Regions from separate parts of the Homo sapiens genome. Here region 1 is linked to region 2. A link is an interaction called in ENCODE POLR2A ChIA-PET data of the cell type or tissue named here. Cell type or tissue: A673. All regions are shown on one strand. Links, peaks and the distances in the headings refer to the core of each region. The heading gives the core; the rest is flanking DNA.

Region 1 (7,112 bases), core at 456-2,955, 180 kb after region 2:
ACCTGGCAGGATTTGCAGGATCATTGCTCAGAATTAAATATGGATCCAGATTTTTACATTACCCATCCCCTTTTGTTCCTTCTGAGCTGCAGTTGGAGATGGCTGGTTGGTTCACAGGAATAAGCAGGGTTAGTCTAAAATGTAGGCAAAACGCAAAAACAACGAATGAGTCTAGAGTTTAATGACAAACGTATGATAAGTTTTGAAACATAATGTCTCTCTCCAGTCCTCATTTTTAAAAACAAATCATGATAGGACTGAGTTGTTTGCAAAACAGACTTTAGTCTTATACTTGGCCTGATTATTTGCATAAAGAGCAGCAAGCATAATTATTTTAACGTGGGCCTTTTAGATTTACATGGGCTTTGATGGAACTCTGTTTCACAAGGAATGTCAGATAGGCCTTTCTAAAGCTGAGATTGTACCCTCAAATACTTGTAAGCTGGGTAAACAACTCTCTTCTTGAGGTCCCAATAGCATGGAGTTCCTGGACCTGTTAGAAAGTGACATGCTTTACTCACCACAGGTTAGGAACCCTGTATGGGGACTGTGTAGACCAGTTATGAGGCCAGTTTTCCCAAGGGTCTTTTGTTGGCTCTGCAAATCGAGCTTGACTCCTTAAAGGTGAGCATACCCTTCTAGTCAAAGCCTTGGTAAAACAACCAGTTTCTCCAATTGTGTCTTGTTGCAAAAGAAAATGGATTCTTATTGCACTGATGCAAACAACTATATTGTCATAAGTTAAGAATACTTACAACTAGTTTCCAAATCCCGGAGAAGCCAGGCAGAGAGAGAGACAAATATGTTCCAAATTGTGTTCACAGTAGTATACCTTACTTAGTTATTAAAGGCCATAAATAGCTCAAAATGTTTCCTTGACTCTAAAAACAAAAGGATCAGCAATTTTCCAAGCAAAAGTAAAAAATATTACTTCAGTTTTCTATTAGTTCAGTCCTTTCAGTTAACTCTTGTTTTACTTGCTATTTGTGAACATTTCAGCTCTTCATGAGTCTGGTACATTTTTCCTTTATTCTAATGTCACAATCTCCAAAATTATTAGAAACCTGCATTTGAGAGCACCTGGTGAAGTTCTGTAGCTGATTATAAACCATCCTTTGAAGAGGATCAAAACAAGACAACAATTGTCTATGAATAACAAAATGTCCAGGGTAGTTACAGTCAGAAACACAACTGACAAATACATTTGGTTATCTCCATAGTTTACAATAACTTAACAACCTTAATTGTGATCGATAGCATATACTCAGACATTAGAATTTTAGAAATCCCATACAACTTTGGAACATATATTAATATTATTCCCTAAAATATAACCTGAGGAATATTAAAGATCATTTTGGTAATCCCATGTACCTAACTGTGTCAGGTAATCCTGTTTACCTCTCTTCTGGGTGCTCCAGGGGCCCTCTGTGGCATCCAAAAGCCAGGGATCAGGAAAGACAATTTTTGAAACAGGAATTTGATTTTGGGAAGCCTGTCAAATATGTTAGAAGTTTAAAGAGTTGATGTTATGAAATAGAATTCCAGATTTCCATAAGTTATTTATTTCACCAAAATGATGACTCAGACATTTTTTTAAGAAGCAAAAACTTTTTATAACCCTTTACAAATTTTGCTAGATAGCAGATTAGTGTCTTAAGAGAACCCTTTTGGGCTTTTATTTCAATGCTCAATTTATGGAAAAGCCATAAACTAAAGTCACGTGAGCTAAAAGGTACCACAGCTTTTATCTTACCTTTAAAAAATATTTGATCCAAGTGCTTATCCTTCCTTAAGTCAATTAATTAGAGCTCTTTTTTAATAGACATCACACACACAACACATATATAACTACACAGGCAGAAGAAGATTCAGTAGCTATAATATTTTTCATAATTGGATTGTTGGCCTCTGGGTGGAGCCCTTTAAGAGCAAGACTAGGAAAACATGCAGTTTCCAGGCTCTCATAAGCAAATATAGCTGGGAGACAAAAACAGATTTTGAGAGGGATCCATCTGCCTCTAATTCCTGGGGCTCCATGAGGAAATCAGAGGTCTCTCATCTTTCATGTGTGCATTAAGAGTGGCAAGGCAAAATGGAGAAAAATAATTCAGTTGACTGAGAAAAAACCTCTTTCCAGCAAAACAAGATCCAAGAAGAGAAAAACAAAGGCCTTTTAAATATACCTGTAACTTGGATATCCACTTTTAATTAAGCTGAGTGCTCTTTAATAAAATCCTTTTAAATCTCATTACCCAGCTTTAGCCATGCCAAGCGGCCAATATTTCTGGCTTTCAAACTTTTCTGAAGGTTCAGAGAAAGGAAAATCCAAGGCAGTTTGTGGAGGGGAAGGGAATCAACAAATGGCAAAGGTCATGTAGATATCAAACCAGAAAGAACTCATTCCCTAAGCCAGGATTGGACCTGGGCCGCCATTGTAAAATGGTGAAGGCTAAACCAAAGCACTGCCATGTCGCTACAGGTCATGCTCCCAAGGACATAAAACAAGATGGAGGCCTGCAGCAAAGTTTGCTACTGACCATACAGAAAGACATGCAGAGCACACCAGATTGGCTGTAGCTTAAGACCAACTCACAAATCTTTCCTTCCTTCCTTCCTTCCTTCCTTCCTTCCTTCCTTCCTTCCTTCCTTCCTTTCTTTCTTTCTGTCTCTCCTCTCTCTCATCTTTCTCTCTCTTCTCTCTTTCCTTCTTTCTTTCCTTCCTTCTTTCCTTCCCTCCCTCCCTCCCTCCTCCTTCCTTCCTTCCTTCCTTCCTTCCTTTCTTTCTGTCTCTCCTCTCTCTCATCTTTCTCTCTCTTCTCTCTTTCCTTCTTTCTTTCCTTCCTTCTTTCCTTCCCTCCCTCCCTCCCCCTTCCTTCCTTCCTTCCTTCCTTCCTTCCTTCCTTCCCTCCTTCCTTCCTTCCTTCCTTCCTTCCTTCCTAGTTTTTTACTCTTGTTGCCCAGGCTGGAGTGCAGTGGCGCAATCTTAGCTCACTGCAACCTCTGCCTTCTGGGTTCAAGTGATTTTCCTACCTCAGCCTCCTGAGTAGCTGGGATTACAGGTGCGCACCACCATGCCCAGCTAATTTTTTGTATTTTTAGTAGAGACAGGATTTCATCATGTTGGCCAGGCTGGTCTTGAACTCCTGACCTTAGGTGATCCACCCACCTCGACCTCCCAAAGTGCAGGGATTACAGATGTGAGCCACTGCAGCTGGCCTACAAATCCTTTTTCATAATTAAAACTTTACAGAGAAAAACAGTGATAGCTAGGGTTCTGGCCTACTAAAGTGCTTTCTAAAAGGGGGAAAAAAACCCTCTCACTTAAAAGTTAACTCCTGACCTGGTGGAGAAAAGAAAAAAAGCTTAAAGTGCAGGGTTGGAAAGATGCCTTGGGAAAGAACCTCTTATTCTTATACAAATAGTTTCCTCCAACAGGGAGAGAAACTTACTGCTGTTTCTTCCCTAGGGCTTGAATGGAGCTGGACTCCTCAGTCATGGAATGAGGAGACACCATGGACATATGGTGGGGAATGCTGGCCAGCCTGCCACATGCAGCCTTTGAGCTATGCACCCCAGCCCCAGCTGGGAGGGGAGGCCAGGCGGGCGGGGAGTTGCCGCTTGCCCATCTGTCCCAAACAATGAAGGAAAATGCCATAGAAAGTCTGGGTCGGACCGAGGCCGACATTCTTGACCCCTGGGAGTGGCAAGGGTGGGGGCCTGTTTCCTTTACCTTCAGAAGAAGTCTGAGGACAAATAGGCTCAAAAACAAAAGGGAAAAAGATGTTTTGGTCCGCATTTACTCACCTTTGCTCGTGTCCCTGTATGGGCCACCAAAATGATGCAGGATTTTTACTCCTTAGCTCAGCTAAAACCTGGGTTCTTGTCCCATTACCAGGAAAAAATTAGGCACGTGGACATGTTGAAAGGTGAGATTTATTAAAAGAAAGCTCTTGGCAAAAATAAAATGAGGTCCTGCCAACAGGGTCGCACCTCACAGATTGAATTCCAGGCCACCACATACAAGCCGAAGAGGCCAGGCTCCTCCCCGCTGCACAAGGCATGCACTTCCCATGCCTCCACCCCATTCTCCCAGTGCACAGGGGGGCCCCCAGTCCGTTGCAAGCATGTGCAGACAAGACTCTGGGCAGGTTCCCTCATCTACACAAAAGTATCTGATATAAACACTTGTGGGGTGGGCTGGAGATTCTGTGGGGACCCTCACTTACCTGCCTCCTGCATCTGTCATCATTTTGTGATAGAATGAAACTGAGCCCTGCAGAAATTAAAAAGCAAAGAGATAATAATGTCTTGGCCATTAATAAGTCTGGAGCTTAGGATGAGTATTTTGAAAACTGTGCTAAATGTCTTATTTAAGCTAGAATTGGCATTGTGTTGTTGTTCATGTGATCTAAGTCAAGTCAGGACTGATAGGACCGAATGGACAAGTGGAAACATAGCAGCTGGGCAGCAAGAAGAAAGACTTGTGTCCAAATGCAAAGTGACTCTGGATTTATAGTATGCACTACAGTCTACTGCTGTGTAACAAACTGTCCCCAAACAGTAGCTTAAAACAGCCAAATGTATTATGCCACACAGTTTCTAGGAGTCAGGGACTAGAAGCTTAGTTGGTGGTTCTTGTTCAGAACATCTTATGAGGTTGCAGTTAGATGTTGGCTGGGGATGCATCATCTGCAGTGTTTAAAAGGAGTGTCACTTTTAAGAAAGCTTCCTCACAGGGCTGGCAGTCAGTTTGTGCTTTAGTTCTGTACCATATGGCCTGTCCAGCAGGATAGCCTGGACTTTTTTACATGGCAGCTGGGCTCTGAGAGATGGGGGAGAGGAAGAAAGAGAGGGAGAGGGAGTTCTGATGTGTGTCCTTTTCCTTAAAGATTTATTACTGGTCCATCAGAAGGAAATGTGAAACTTCCCACTTCCTCCTCCTTGAGATGCTACAAATATACAACTGACCTTGGGGCTGAGGTGCAGGGGCAGAAGTGGAGCTCTCATGGCCCAGAACAGAGAGGATGCAGAGCGGCATTTCACAGCATGCTGTTTGGGTAACATGATACCCTAGGTCTAGGAGCAATAGATGCATAAATGGATGGCTGGGCAGGTGGATGGACAGAGGGAGGGACACTGAAGCTTGTCCCAGGTGTCTCCTACATGGACTTGGGATCTACACTGCCATCTTTGCTTTCTTCCTACATTGTCATTGCTTGAACAGGACTGCCCCAGGAGAAATGTGTTTTTTGGCAAGTGCAGGGGCTAGAAAAGGAGCAGTTAAGGATAACAGCCACTGTACCCACTCTACCTTCAGAGCACCCTATTGCGGCCTCAACATCCCTTTTTTAATGCCAACTTTTCACTTTACATTTCAAGAAAATAATATGTCTCTTAAAGCTCTTGGGCCTGGATCCTCTGAGGACTGCATGCCCTTGAGAGAGTGGGGCTAGCCCCTGGTTGAAGACCTTTTTTCTAAGGTTGCTATCGATTCACTCCCCTTGCATCTCTTAAGTCTGGTATAGTTGTCCCTCCTTTCTTGCTCCTCTCTCACTGGGATTATTGCCACTGCCTCTGTGGGGATGTATATGGTTTTGGCCTGTCCAGCACCCACTCATCTTTCCCCTGCTAACAGCTGCCTGGCTGGCCTTGGGGCCTATGCCATTCAGGGGACTTGGGGCTCCTGGCTCCAGGACAGGAGAAAGCTTGGAAACATGGTGTATTCCTCTTGATTTCATGTGTGCTGAGTGGAAAGGTAAGGCTCGTCAGGGTTTCCCAGGTCAGAGGCTGACCCCTGTGGAGGACACCAGGCAGCTGCTGCTCAGAGGTCTCTGCAGGAAGGACAGAGAGCCCAATTAGCTGGTGCTTGCCAGACCAAGGCCTTGACTCAGATTGAGTATTTTGAGTAGCGATGCGGGAACATGATTTAGAGTTGCATAGAGTGATGATGACTTCCTCCAATCCATTTCTGCCAGCTGCTGGATTCATACATCCTTCGAAAGATGGTTGTTTGCCATCTTTGCTTCTCTTAATGATCTATCTGGGATCTTGTGTCATGGAAAATGTCCAGATGTATCGTCTTCATTTGAGTGGCTGCATAGTGTCCCTTGAATTGGCATCCCAACCTTTACTCAGTCCCCTCTGTATTGACAGCCAATTTGTTTCCATCTTCTGTTCTTAAACAGCACTGCCATAATATTTTGGTTCTCATGTTGTTATATGTATGTGGAGGTAAATCTGTATATATAAAAAAAAAGTCCCAAACAGGAATCACTGGGTCAGAGGTATTGCCATTTTAAATACTGAGAGATTGCCCCCAAATAAACATGACTTGTACATTCCACCAGGTGCATAAGAGCCATGTTGCCTTTCATAAACAAAGAAAACATTTGGTTCTGGTTCTGCCTTCATGACAGTTTGTGGTGAGCTCTTAAGGCCTCTAATGAGCTTTCTGGTGAATGTCGGCTCCTTTGCGAGCATATCTTGATTGAGAATCTCCTGCACTCTCCTTTTTGGATGCTCTGGCATCCACCAGCATGTTCTCTGCCTGAAACTCCTGTCCCCCTTGTTTTTCCACCCCAAAACCCCTTCTTCAAAACCTGTCTTATGCACCCTGTCTTTCAGGAAGCCCTCCCTGCCACGCCCAGGCTGAGTCTCTTGTCTTCCATGCTCTGAGGTTCTTCCTCCATCTTTGGATTCAAACTCCACTGTTCAAGTGGGCTGTTAGAAGAAGCAGGCTGCCTGTTTAATGGATGAGGGCTGGGCTGAGAGGGGAGACAATTTGGGGGAAATCATTTATTTCCCTCATCCATTTGGAAGAAACTTCCTCTATTACTCAAAATGCTTTGGAATATGACACCTTTTAAATTCATTTTCCCCCAAATCACTCTTCACGCTGCATTTTTGACCAGTGGGAGAAAAACCAGAGTCCACGCAGTGGCAGGCTATCCCTATCCTTTGTTCTGCCTGCTGTTTGGCCAAGCAGTGGTGTGTAAGGGAAGAGGGCTCCCCATGCCTGCTCTCCTCCCTCACATCCACATCTCATCCTCCTTCAGCTCTGTCTGTCCAGCCTTTAAAATGTGTTATTTTTATCCAAGCATCATTTCTCC
Region 2 (7,971 bases), core at 825-3,324:
GCTGAATCAACACTGCAGAAGGAAGTCACTGGGGGGAAGAAGTGAAAAAGAAAAAAAAAGGCCTACGTGGGGGCAGGGTTGGGAGGAGACCAGAGTTGGGTTGCAGGGGAATTTGCAGGCAGGTTGGAGGGTGGGCGGGAGAGGGAAGTGTGGTGAGTGACTGGGAGGGAGCAGCGGTTCCCGGGTGGCCCCAGGGTCCTCGTGGGGGTGCTCTCCAGGCAGGAAGGGACTTTCTGCCACTTGGACATCTCCCTGTGGGGCCAGACCCCAGGGGTCTCCAGGGCTGGTTAGACTCCTTTCTCATCCCTTATGAACCTCACTGACCTGACTCTTCCCTTGGTGCTGCCAAAATATTGCAGCTCCCCAAGCACCTCTGTGAAGTGAGCCTGGAACCACCCTCTCCCCACTGGCCCTCTCCATCCTTAGCATCTTTCTTGACCTTCAAACCCTGCTCCTATGGGGTCTCCTCCGTGGAAACTTCCAGAATCCCACCTGTCACAGAGAGACCTCCTTCCCAAGCTCTGGGGTTGTGTGTTATGGGGGTGGAAGCTGGGCGAAGGGAAGCTGGGGGGCCCAGGCCAGTGTCCAGGATGGGAGGGCAGGAGAGCAGCCCTCAGGCTCTGAATCTCCTTCCCCATCTATGCTCACCGGCTGCCCCCGCTGCCTCCACGTGTGGACGCTGGGGGTCCCTCTCATCTGCCTTGTGTCATGGCTGACATGCTTGTCTCCTGAACTCGATGGTCTGTTCTGGAGCTCAGGGTCGGGCAGCCTCAGAGCACGCAGGTCTGCCAGGCAAGCACAGGGAAAGGCTCAACCAACCAACCCCTGATGACAGCAGGTAGTTTTCTGGAATACATAAGTGAAAGTGACTGCAAATGGAATTTCTGGGCTGACTGGAGGGAAAAGATTGTTCCCAGAATCCTGCTCCAGTCCTGCTCACTCACGCCTGGCTTCAGAACCTAGCTTGGTGATTCAGCAGATGAGAAACCCTGAGCAGTTGTACCCAGACATGCGGCCAGTTTCGCCCACCTGACTCCCTCGGCTCTTAGGGACGGACTCCTCAGTCCTAGCTTGGGATCAACATCTACTCTTTCCTGTGGCTGCTTGGCTGGAGGGCCCTGGGAAGCAGCCCGGCGTGGCCCCACGGATGCCGGTTGCCGGTGCTGCTACATTTCCTTCTGCGGTCGCCATTTCCTCATCAAAGCAAGAGGGCAGGGCAGCAGGCCTCCCGGCTCCGTGGAGCCTGTGATTTTTCACTCCGTGCAGCCACACCTGATATTTTTACACTAAACGCACCAATTACTCACTTGTCTCCACAAAGAAAAACGTGCACAGCCTCTGACTTCCAGCCTTGTGCAACAGGCACATCAGATGGGGGATAGTAAGATGAGTGCTGAGTGAGTCCCCGGAATGGAGGTCTGGGTCCCCCCATAGCAAGGTCACGGCTCTGGGAAGCCCCACGGTCCCTAGCCCCTCCCCTTCACTCCCTCCACCAGCCTTTATTTAATTAATTAATTAATTTATTTATTTATTGTATATATATTTTTTGAGACGGAGTCTCGCTCTGTTGTCCAGGCTGGAGTGCAGTGGCACGATCTTGGCTCACTGCAAGCTCCGCCTCCCAGGTTCACACCATTTTCCTGCCTCAGCCTCCCAAGTAGCTGGGACTACAGGCACCCGCCACCATGCCCAGCTAATTTTATTTTTATTGATTTATTTTTGTTGTTGTTGTATTTTTAGTAGAGACGAGGTTTCACCATGTTAGCCAGGATGGTCTCGAACTCCTGACCTCGTGATCCACCCGCCTCGGCCTCCAAAAGTGCTGGGATTACAGGCGTGAGCCCCCGCGCCCGGCCTCTAACAGCTGTTTTAATGCTCCGTGTGATCATTTCAGCATTGGGATTATCTCGGAGTTGGCATCTATTAGTTATCTTTTCTCTTACAAGTTCTCAAGGTTTTCTTTGTTGCTGTTTGAGTACTTTTGGGTTGTATCATGGACATTTTGAATATTATTTAATAAGACTCTGGATTCTACTAAAATCCTCTGGACAACAATGATCTTTTTGTTTTGCTAGCAGTCAGTCTGGTTAGGGTTAGACCACAAGTCCAGACCTGCCTCTTGTGGGCTGTGGTTCTCATGTGAGTTCAGTTTTTATTTTTTCTTTTCTTTTTCCTTCCTTCCTTCCTTCCTTCCTTCCTTCCTTCCTTCCTTCCTTCCTTCCTTCCTTCCCTCCCTCCCTCCCTTCCTTCTTCCTTTCTTTCTTTCTGACAGGATCTTACTCTGTCACCCAGGCTGGAGTGCAGTGGTGTGATCTTGGCTCACCATAGCCTTGGCAACGTAGCGAGACCTAGTCTCTATTAAAAAAAGAAAGAAAGAAACAACAGCAACAAAAAGAAAATTTACGGAATTGTGCAATCATCACCACAATCTAATTTCAGAGCATTTCCACCCCCTGAAAGATCCTTCTGCTCATTTGCAGTCACTTCCTCCTAGCTCCTTTAAAAAAAAAAAAAAGATATAAACTATTTTAAGAATACAGAACAGCATGGAGAGCACTAGTACCAATCCCCAAACAGCTACCTCTCATCTTACCAAATCTTAACATGTTGCCTGACTTGCCCAGAACTTTTTCTTCCTTTTTAGTAAAGAAAACTCTACAATAGAACTTTGAAGCCCTCTGCTTCCATCTCCCAGGCCCGTAGCCTTCTCTGTCTTCAGGGGTAACCACTGTCCTGCTCTAGGGGTGTGTGGGTCTGCAGGGACGAGGTGCATGTTATTCTTCAATGCCTCCTTCTACATTTTGCTTTTCAGAAGAATCTCAGTGTTACGGATCTGTGGGTCACGAGGCTTCAGAGCAGCACTTCAAGGGCTCTTATTCATTACCCCGTAGCGTGAGTGTGGCACCATGGATGTATGTGATCTAGGCTATATTTGGGTCCACTTTTCAGGAGTGCTGTTTTTTTTCTTTCATGCCATCCTTTGGACAGCATCTAATTTCATTCAATTGTGTCCGTGAATTTGGCCTCCTTATGGTCTTTGTGCTTTAGAATATGTGGTTATTTCCCTTGTGGTCTAGTAATTATGTGTTTATCATTGTCCCACTTTGTAACATAATTGTGTTTAAGTTGGAGACGAATGGTTACGTTCCTCAAATTCTCTACCTGCCAAATTTGCATTTCTATTTGATTTTTTCTTGTTTGTTTGTTGTTGTTTTTGTTTTTGAGTAAGAGTTTCCTTCTCATCACCCAGGCTGGAATGCAGTGGCACAATCTCGGCTCACTGCAACCTCTGCCTCCTAGGTTTGAGTGATTCTCCTGCCTCAGCCTCCCAAGTAGCTGGGATTACAGGCATGCGCCACCATGCCCAGCTAATTTTTGTATTTTTAGTAGAGACAGGGTTTTGCCATGTTGGCCAGGCTGGTCTTGAACTCCTAACCTCAGGTGATCCGCTCACATCAGCCTCCCAAAGTGCTGGGATTGCAGGTGTGAGCCACCGCGACTGGCCTGATGTGTTTATTTCTGAGAGAGATCTGTTAGAGATATTTGCTGTTTGGGGCTGTGTCAGTTTGCTTATATATTTGTCAGTCTTTGTTTTATATATTTTGAAGTTCGGCACACAAAGGATTATGGCTGCTGAACTGTCTGTGGATTCTGACTCTCATTGGCTACATCTTCCTTTGTCCATTTGATGCATTTTGCTTTGATTTCTATCTTTTTGATGTTACACGATATCTTCGTTAGTATTTTCTAGCACATACGTGTATTTTCCGTTTCTTTATTTTCAGCCTTCAGTGTTCTCTTTTAACAGTTTATCTGATAGAGAGCCTTTCTTACACTTTTTACTTTTTAATTGTGATAAAATATACATAACATAAATTCACCATTTTAACCATTTGAAGTTATGCATTTCCGTGGCATTAAGGACACTTAGTACTGTGCAACCATCACCACCAACTTCTCCAAAACCATTTCATCTTGCAAAACGGGAACTTTATACCCGCGAAATAATAACTTTACACTTCCTTGAAATGTTTTTTTAATCTTACTACAAAAAATTTCACACATCTACAGAAGTAGAGAGAATAGATTAGTGAAGCCCCATGTCCCCAACAGTGGCTTCAAAAATAATCAACTCACAGGTGATCTTGTTGTATCAACACCTCTCCCGACTCTCCCCCAACCCAACCCACCCCTCTTTATTGGGAAATAAATCTGAAACATTATACTGCACCATCTGCAAATATTTCAACATGTAACTCTAAAAGATGGGGACTTTTTAACATAACCACAAACCATTGTCACACTTAAAACAATTAACAATGATTTTAAAATATGGTCCATGCATTGCAATTGGTTCTATTAAGAGATTAAATCTCTTAATCTAAAGGGTCTCTCTCCCTTCGTCTCTCCTCTTGTACTGTGCTGTTTGCCTTGTGAGGGTTTCTTCAGCCTGGATTTTGCTAATTGCATCCCTACGATGTCATCTAACACACCCTCCTGATGCTTCTTTGTAGATCTAAAAAGTTCGACCTGATTCAGGCTCAATAGTAACATTTGTTCTTTCTATTTTTCTTGATTTCTATTGTTATTTCATCAAGACTAATTCATTAAAGGTGTGTGCATAACGTCTGCTGCGTCCGTGACGTTCGCAGCGAGGGTCATTGCTTACTTTAAGTCATCAGCGGGTGTAGTAGAATGGTATTCTCTTTCTGTCCTTCTTCATTATTTTCTAGGCTAAGTCTGTAATGAGAAGATACCCTTGACAGAGAACATTTCATTGGAACTTGTTTTGTCTCTTTATTTCTAAAACCCAACGCAAGACCTTGTTGATTTAAAACAAGAAAATGTAACCCATTCACAGGTGCTGTGATTCCTGATGGGTTTGAAATTATTCCCAATGTTTTATTGTTTGGTTTTTATTTACCTTTCTTGTTTGTTCTATTTTCCCTTACTTTTTTCTTTTAAAGGATTTGCCTTTTTTTTTTTTTTTTTTTCTCAGTTACCCAGACTGGAGTGCAGTGGTGTAAGCATGGTTCACCGTAGCCTCAACCTCTTGGGCTCAAGCAATTCTCCCACCTCAGCCTCCCAAGTAGCCTGGACCATATCGCGTGCTACCATGCCTGGCGAATTCTTAGAAAATTTTTTTGTAGAGATGAGGGTCTGGGTCTCCAAATGTTGCCTAGGCTGGTCTCGAACTCCTGGGCTCAAGTGATCCTCCCACCTCGGCCTCCCAAAGTGCTGGGATTACAAGTTTGAGCCACCATGCCCAAAATAAAGATTTGTCATATTTTTTTTCAGGTATATACATGCTATTTTTATTCTTAAGGAGACTCTTGAATTGTTAGCATATATACTTAGATATTTTCTATCAAAATGCCCACTGACAAGCATCTATATTCCTCCCCAGATAGGATGGAACGGCAATGTGCTCCCTGGCCCCTCCCAACCCAGTCCTCTAGGCGTTTTGTTTCACAGCGTTAATATTCTTACCACTATTTTTTAAATCAACAGGTTATGACATCATAATTTTTACTTATTTCTTTGCCCAACTTTGTATCATCTGCTCTTGTATTTCTCATGGATTTCTTCATGTCTATTTCTGCAAGACATCTTTAAAACAGAGTTTAGGAGCCGGGAGCCATGGCTCACGCCAGTAATCCCAGCACTTTGGAAGGCAGAGGTGGATGGATCACTTGAAGCCAGGAGTTCAAGACCAGCCTGGTCAACATAGTGAAACCCTGTCTCTACTAAGAATACAAAAATTACCCAGGCGTGGTGGTACATGTGCCTGTAATCCCAGCTACTTGGGAGGCTGAGGCAGGAGAATTGCTTGAACCCGGGAGGCAGAGGTTGCAGTGAGCTGAGATCACGCCACTGCACTCCAGCCTGGGTGACAAAAGCAAAACTCTGTCTCAAAAAAAACTGAAAACATAAAAATAAATAAATAAATAAAACAGAGTTTAGGGTAGTAATGTGTCTGAGTCCTTGCTCTGAAGATGTCTGATTTGGGTTTTTTTTCTAGGTATAATCTCTTTCCCTCCTCTTCCTCCTCCTCCTCCTCTCCCTTCTCTCTCTCTCTGAGCCTGTAGTATTTTCCCTTTCGTGTTCTGTGGTATCCTCCTAATGTCCCTAGTTAACAGGACCTCATCCATCCATCCCTGGGGTGTTCAGTGGCCTCGCAATCCACGTCCCCGCCCAGATCCGCAGCCTTCCTCCTGTGACCTGAGTGTCTCCTCCTCGCTGTCCCTGTTCTGTCCCCTCCCGCCCTCACATGCAGGTGGATGTCAATGCGTGCACGCACCCAGGTTTTCTTGCCTGTTCCCACCTCTTTATCCTCCTTGGCTGGTTCCTCCGCTCCATTCTCTGGCTCAGGAATTTGCTCCCCAGGGTTTTTCATTCCGCTCTGTAGCAGAATGTGCTACTGTTGCTTTCCAGCATCAAACTTTTCACTCCCATGGCCTCTGTGTTCTTCTTCCTAATGGGTGCCCTTTCTGCCTGGCGCTCCTGGAGGCCGGGCCCCTCTCCCAAGTGTGAATCTGATGGAAGCAGGTCCTTCTCGCCGGGACCTCATGTGAGAAATGACATGTCCCACCTGTCTCAAGGGGCCGCTCTCTGACATCAGAGCTGCTGTAGAGCGGAGAGGGGCAGGGGTGAAGGGCCACGGTGGTGCAACCCACCACTTCCTCCAAGGAGGAGCTGAGAGGAACAGGAAGTGTCAGGACTTTACGACCCGCGCCTCCAGCTGAGGTTTCTAGACGTGACCCAGGGCAGACTGGTAGCAAAGCCCCCACGCCCAGCCAGGAGCACCGCCGAGGACTCCAGCACACCGAGGGTGAGTGTGCAGAGGCCCCGCTATGTCCACGGTGATTTTTGGAGGGAAGCACTCTCCTGCCCCAGCCTGGAGTGACCCTGGTGGCCCTGCTTATAGCCCCGGCCCAGGGGTGTCTGGCAGGAAGGGGTCTCCAGACCGTCTGCTCCAGGGTCCCCTTTGAGACCCGGCAAGGGGAAGTGCCTGCCACCAAGAGCAGAGCCACATGGTGTGCTGGGAGCGCTTGCGGCTGAGGATGGGGCCGGCATGGGAGGACAAGGGGCTGTGAGGCCGGCAAGGCCAGGAAGAGGCTGGGCCCACAAGCCCCTAGGGGGACGGCTGGGGGGTCCTGGTGCTCCGGGCTGGGCAGGAGGCAGGTTCCCGGGGCCTCCTCTGTGAACCTGCTGCGCCTGCCTGTGTTAGGCCCTCCTGTCTGCATGCTGCCCCGCCTGGCTACAGCGATTCCATCTCCAGATCGACTCGCAGTGTGTGGTGTGTGATATGGTGTGGTGTGGTTCGTGGTGTGTAGTGTCGTGTGTGTAGTGTGGCATGGTGTGCATGTATGGTGCACGTGTGTGGCATAGCGTAGTGTGGTGTGTGTGTGTGCATGTATGGTGTGCGAGTGTGCGCATGTGATGTGGGGAGTCTGTTGTATGTACATGTATGGTGCACATGTGTAATGTAGTGTGGTGTGGTGTGGCACATGCTCCATGCTCCTCTGGGACCCTCGAGCTTCCCTGCCTCCTCCGTGGGGACCCCTGGGTGACGTCTTGCTGTAGGGGAGCGGGCACCGCTGTGCGATTCTGGTCGAGTTGGTTCAGCTGGTGACCCTGGCCTCCCCACAACAGGCTCCTGGAGGCCATTCCCAAGGTCCTGGTGGGAGGGGGATTGAAGCCACGCCCCTGGGTCCCAGGCCCACCTGGCCCCCTTCCCCCAACACTGCACTCTTGGGGCCAGCCCTCCCCATGCATCCTCCACCCCTGGCACCACCCCTTGCACCACCGTCCCCACACCCAATCCCCCCTCCCCTGGATCTGGGAGCTGGGATTCTGCCCTGCTGTCCCTGTCCATCCGGGGCCCCTCTCCTCTGTCAGTTCCTGGGTGGGGAGAAGGAGGGGTGGCATGGCTGCAATGGGGAAGGGGGGGGATGGCCGGAGAGCTCA

The links. Peaks named below come from ENCODE experiments on the same cell type or tissue, not always from the same donor. Only the 100,000 strongest peaks of a DNase experiment are listed, where the experiment ranks them.
Region 1: POLR2A ChIA-PET joins it to region 2 with 5 read pairs; 2 of 35 experiments call an interaction of 5 or more read pairs at or near these places.

What each region holds. Positions count from the first base shown.
Region 1 is chr21:44,737,430-44,744,541 of GRCh38, reverse strand. No RefSeq gene overlaps it. Among named protein-coding and RNA genes, the nearest start is that of TSPEAR, 29 kb to the right of the region's middle. In A673, for the core only: CTCF peaks have their summits at 1,709 and 1,911 (motif pointing right); a DNase peak (open chromatin) is centred at 1,951; H3K27ac peaks cover 1,040 bases.
Region 2 is chr21:44,919,682-44,927,652 of GRCh38, reverse strand. It overlaps ITGB2-AS1 (ITGB2 antisense RNA 1), which reads right to left and starts at 6,618. Exons shown (of 3, transcript NR_038316.1): 1 at 6,326-6,618; 2 at 649-785. It overlaps ITGB2 (integrin subunit beta 2), which reads left to right and starts at 6,754. Exons shown (of 16, transcript NM_000211.5): 1 at 6,754-6,832. RefSeq lists enhancers at 1-523, 1-755, 756-1,645. In A673, for the core only: no CTCF peak of the experiment used is centred there; DNase peaks (open chromatin) are centred at 2,032, 2,352 and 2,852; H3K4me3 peaks cover 622 bases; H3K27ac peaks cover 2,500 bases.